2 separate regions of the Homo sapiens genome follow, and region 1 is linked to region 2. Evidence: chromatin contacts called from ENCODE Hi-C or POLR2A ChIA-PET data. All regions are on one chromosome and are shown on one strand. Each heading gives the region's core, a stretch centred on a gene start or an enhancer-like site at or near the end of the contact. The rest is flanking DNA. Distances are from core to core; before and after follow the strand shown. Region 1 overlaps CDK19 (cyclin dependent kinase 19). Region 2 overlaps LOC105377941 (a long non-coding RNA gene).

The links. A loop is a pair of places that touch in the nucleus more often than their neighbours do. ChIA-PET counts read pairs that join two places held with the same protein, here RNA polymerase II (POLR2A). Pooled maps may share reads with other maps.
Region 1: a pooled map shows a loop between it and region 2 (3-fold over the local background). The contact joins two enhancer-like sites. A Hi-C loop is called at or near these places in 1 of 37 single-sample maps with no recorded cell type and 2 of 50 pooled maps. POLR2A ChIA-PET finds 5 or more read pairs at or near these places in 5 of 52 experiments (OCI-LY7, WTC11 and activated T-cell).

Annotation. Positions count from the first base shown.
Region 1 is chr6:110,652,916-110,655,615 of GRCh38, forward strand. All of the region lies in intron 4 of CDK19 (cyclin dependent kinase 19), which reads right to left. Among named protein-coding and RNA genes, the nearest start is that of CDK19, 160 kb to the right of the region's middle. Within about 2 kb of position 1,301, at least 3 of the 41 ENCODE cell types and tissues checked have a DNase peak (open chromatin) inside an H3K27ac peak, as active enhancers do.
Region 2 is chr6:110,588,510-110,591,311 of GRCh38, forward strand. LOC105377941 (a long non-coding RNA gene) reads left to right here. Exons shown (of 4, transcript XR_942866.3): 4 at 370-587. Among named protein-coding and RNA genes, the nearest start is that of SLC22A16, 110 kb to the left of the region's middle. RefSeq lists an enhancer at 2,354-2,413. Within about 2 kb of position 1,507, at least 3 of the 41 ENCODE cell types and tissues checked have a DNase peak (open chromatin) inside an H3K27ac peak, as active enhancers do.

The sequences.
Region 1 (2,700 bases), core at 51-2,550, 64 kb after region 2:
CTTATGAGCTCTTTTGCACAGTTTGAGAACAGAACCTAGAGCTTGGGCAGTAACCACAGAGAAGGGCTCCTGTAGTCAAGTTAAGACCTGGAATTGCAGAAGGAAGTCATTTTTAAATGTGCATTTCTTTACTGGGATTGCCTGTTCCCTTTAGAACAAGTAAATAAATGTTAAGGTCTCAAGATACTTGATGTTTCAAAATATGAATAATAACAAAATGAATAATATAATCACCATCAAAGTGTGTTTAATTTTTCAAAGCATTTCACATCCATCATTTCATCTTTCTTAATGGAAATATTCAAGGGTATACAAGGCTATGGGTCAAGTCTCAGGGCAACTCCATCCAATCCTCAAGATTCTATATTAAGTTGTGTTTGCAGATGTTATGCTTAATTTTCAAAAGACTAATGGTGATTAATTTTAGTGAAAGTATATGCTCTTTTTTAAAAAAAAGAAAACTACAGTTCATGCATACACACCTTCACCCACATAAAAAACCTAAAAGGATGAAGAAAGGATACCAAAATTGTTCTGACCTAGTTACATCCCAAGTAACACAGACTATGCTTTACTAAAACTCCTCTTCTTACTGTGAACACAAAATGCCAGCTGTGAAAGAAAGTGATACTGCTGGGTTTGCACACTTTGGTTACCATAGAAACAGTAGAAATGGCAAGAGTTGGATGCCTCACATTTAAGTTATCGGCAATAAAATCAGATAGATAAACCAATGCCCAGGGTTCATTTTAGTTAAATTGTATTTTAAAGGCAAAAGTCAGGGAAATAATGTGATAAGTAATATGATTACTCAGAAGCTACTCCTGAAATATCTGCATTTTAGCAGAATTTACTTAATGCTTTAATTTATATTCATGATACTTAACATGTACTCCAGATTTGCTTTTTCCTTCTATAGAATCAATTTTTTCACAGGGTTAAATATATTTCAGTTAATTGGCACATTATGAGTAGCACAGCCTAAAGATACACAATCTTCCTACTACATTTGCTTTCTCCCACCCCAAGACATTTGGGACAAAAATATGAAACTCATAATATGACTCTTATCAGTACCAATAAAGAGAGAAAAAGACAAACACAATTGTCTACAATCCTGAATAATAGGAACAGAGACAATCAGAATATCAATTGGAGTAGTTTCTGAAACAATGAACAGTGCCGGCTTGATATTAATGGCTACAACTATACTTTTATTTAAATATTGTTAGTGGTGACACAACTTTCCTCACATTTGATACAAACATACATTCCCAGGAAAAAACCCTCAGTTCATGCTCCTTTCTTTACACTGTTCTTCATTGTTTACCCTGAACAAATAAGATTCTGCACTGTAACAAATAGGGCAAAGAACTACCTAAGAGTAAAATCTATGCCTTTTTCTTCTTTTTTTCTTAAGCAGTTATTTGCTAATAGCATTAGTCTATCATAACTGCTTACCCCTTAAAACAACTTCATTGATTAGATAGTAGATGATTTAAAATATGGAGAATCTGATCATTGTGGTTGCAACTTCCTAGAGGGCAGGGAGAGTCATTCTGTCACAACTTTATACGTCTGCTGAGAACTAGGTACATACTGTGTTTAATACATATTTGTTGAATGAGTAAACAAATAAGTGAATGAGCTAAATTGCCAGTGGTTTGTACTCATAATCCATCCAGCTATGGGGTAAGGTATAAGTGTCCTCTGAGAGGCAAGTTCCCAATTTGAAAAGAAGATGGCTGCGTGCAGTGGCTCATGCCTGTAATCCCAGAACATTGGGAGGCCAAGGCGGGCAGATGACCTGAGGTCAGGAGTTCGAGACCAGCCTGACCAACATGGAGAAAACCCACCTCTACTAAAAATACAAAAAATTAGCGTGCATGGTGGCGCATGCCTGTAATCCCAGCTACTCGGGAGGCTAAGGCAGGAGAATCACTTGAACCCGGGAGGTGGAGGTTATGGTGAGCCAAGATCATGCCATTGCATTCCAGCCTGGGCAATAAGAACAAAACTCTGTCTCCAAAAAAAAAAAAAGAAAGAAAGAAAGAACAGAAGTTGAAGGAAACTAGAATAAATACTCCAAAACATGCCAAGCTCACTTCTGAATAACGGTTTTTAAAAGTTATTATTTTACTTTATTCTGGGGTTTCAAAAATCCTCGATAGGCCGGGCACGGTAGCTCACGCCTGTAATCCCAGCACTTTGGGAGCCTGAGGTGGGTGGATCACGAGGTCAGAAGTTCGAGACCAGCTTGGCCAACATAGTGAAACCCTGTCTCTACTAAAAATACAAAAATCAGTCGGGCATGGTGGCACGCACCTGTAGTCCTAGCTACTTGGGAGGCTGAGGCAGGAGAATTGCTTGAACCCAGGAGGCAGAGGTTGTGGTGAGCCGAGATCGCGCCACTGCACTCTAGCCTGGGCAACAGAGCAAGACTCCATCTCAAAAAAAAAAAAATAAATAAAAATAAAAATCCTCTATATGCTAATGGCACCAAAATCTATACCTCTAGGTCTCTAACTTTCCATATATCTCAGAGATATGTTGACAGTAGCCATTACCACAGTCACCTCAAACTCAACTTGTCCAAACTAAATTTTTACTTTTCCCTGTCAAAACTCCTCTTTTTTTGGTTAATCCTTTCTCAGTCACAAAGTCAACAAAAGCAGAAGTCTGAACTTGCATTGACGCTCT
Region 2 (2,802 bases), core at 257-2,756:
ATAACAGAAAATTATGACAGTGAAAGAGATCTGACCTAACCAATTCCATCTTGCCTTTAATCTCCAAACTGCCCTTGGTCATTCCTGGGTGTGGGGCAAGCTAACTTTGGGAGAAATGTATAGTTTAAATGATAATAGTCCTCAAAACTAAACCACCTTTGTAAAACTAATCGAAGCTCACCAGGTTAGGAGAATGAGAGGGGCCTGAACTCTGCTACCATGTAGGCATAGCTAAATGATTACCAGCCATTATTCCAGAGGTTACAAGATTTGCAGCTTCCCCAATTACTCCTGTAAATAACACCACTGTTGTAGAACCTAAGATTGGCCTTTAGAGATGTCTTTTCAAGCTTTTGCCTTTCTGACCAGATGGACCCACCGGGACCAGCAACTCTTCCGTGGCTCCCACCCAGAAGCCAACTGAGTGCACCAGGACCAGCTTCCACACCCCGATGGTTGCATCCCCAACCAATCAGCAGTACCAATTCCCTAGTCCTCTGTCTGCCAAACTATCCTTGCAAAACCCTAGCTTCCACATTTTCGAGGAGGATGATTTGAGTAATAATAAAACTCCCATCTCCCCTTTAGCCAGTTCTCTGTGTATTAAACTCCTTCTCTTTTGCCATTCCCCTGTCTTGAAAAATCTGCTCTCTCTGGGTAGTAGGCAAGATGAACACATTGAGCAGTTACCTAATGATAAGAATGTTCATATCTGTGCTGCCCAAAGTGGTAGCCAGTAGCCACATGTGGCTGCTGAGTACTTGAAATATGAACAGTGTGGCTGAAGAACTTAGAACTGAGTTTTTAATTTAATTGTAATGGCTAATGTTTGGGACAATGAAGATGGAGATAGACATTTGCATCATTCATAAAATTAAATTCCTCCTCTAAACTATTCAAAGCATAGGCAGTTATTTTCAAACTTTTTTTTTTTTTTTTTTTTTTTTTTGAGACAGAGTCTTGCTCTGTCACCCAGGCTGGAATGCAGTGGTGTGATCTCGGCTCACCGCAACCTCAGCCTCCTGGGTTCAGGTGATTCTCCTGCCTCAGCCTCCTGGGTAGTTGGGATCATGGGTGTGTGCCACCATGCCCAGCTAATTTTTTGTGTGTATTTTTAGTAGAGACAGGGTTTCACCATGTTGGTCAGGCTGGTCTTGAACTCCTGACCTCAGGTGATCTACCCACCTCGGCCTCCCAGAGTACTGGAATTACAGGCGTGAGCCACCATGTCCAGCCTATTTTCAAACTTTAAATCACAGAATTCCTTCTTCAAGGAAGAAAATATTATTCCTATACCAATTTAAATGCAAACTAGCAGTGTGAACATAGGGGCAGGCCTAGAGCCCAACTCATCCCACTCCCCCACTGTCCACTCTTATCAGTTCTCACCTACCCTTGCTGGCTTCACCCACCCTGGCCCACTTGGGCCCTCAGGCACCTCGTCAGAACTCCTAAAACTGCACTGAACACAATGTGAAAGCCACCAATTAAAAAAGCAGAAGAGACCAGCATCAGGTAATTCCCCTAATAAATATTTACTGAGCAGCAACTGAGAACCAGGAACTGGGCTAGATGATGTAGGGGTGCACGGGAAATAAGGCCCCTGCCATGAAGAGACAGGAAAAGGTGATCATGTTTGTCAATAACATCTTAGCTGGATGCTGGATGATCCTTAGCTCATTTTGCCCTGGCATGAGCCCTGTGGTCTTCCTTTCACAGTTTAATACACACTGGGCTCCAAAGAGCTCACCGAGGGGCATACACACCATGCACCAGGGAGGGGCTGGGACCCAGATCTTCCTGACCAGAGCTGTGCTGTGCCCTCCAGAGCTCGCCATCAAGATGGGGAATTTCTCTGTACCCAGATACGCAAACACAGGCCCTCGGGAGCTGGAAATGTGAGAAATAACATGACTCTCTGAGGGTTATGCTGTCAATAGATCAAAGAGAAGATATTCACAAGTAGCTCCCAGGCTGAGGGCCTCTACTATAAACAGATAGAATATAGGCAGTGTTTAACTAAATAGAGTTGTTAGATGCAGGGGCGGTGGGGGTCAGCCACGAAAGGACAGGAAAGGAAAGGCCGAGGCAGATGTATACAAGGTGGACACAAGCACAATAGGGGACCAGAAGCTGGCTGAGGAGTTAGGTATGTCTAACCCATCCCAGGCCCCCATGGCATCCTGACTGTGGGATGAATTCATCAGCTCTTGAGCTTGAAGCCAGAGAGTCTTGTGTCTTTCCAGCTCCTATGTTCTGAGTCCAGGCCCGCTGCATCCTCTCTCTCTGCTGGCAAGAGGAAGAAGTGCTAGTGGGAGGGGTCTTCTTTCTTCCTGGAGATGCCCAGCATTGCAGTGCCTCCAGAAGGCCCGGACCACCAAGCCAGGCCACCCAGCCCTGCTTAATACTTCTTTCTCAGCCCAGAGTCATCTCTCCTCAGCTGTTCCATCATCAGAGGTTTCTCTCCTTGGACAGGGATTTCTCATGATGAATTTTAAAAGTGGTTATGAACAATGATGTGGTCTCCCACGAAGTTTTGACCACAGGAAGTGAATGTGCTGACTGAACCCTGAGATATGAGGTTCAGATGAGGGACCAGCAGTACTCATTGACCCTGCGTGGGCCCAGAAGTTAGTTTCAGCAAAGACTTCAAAGCAGCTATTACATATATGTTCAAATAATTAAAGAAAACTATAATGACAATGACTCAACAGACAGGGAGTCTCAATAGAGAGGTGGAAACTATAAACAAGAATTGAATTGAACATTCACTTCTGGCATGATGGGGTGAGAAGATAAACA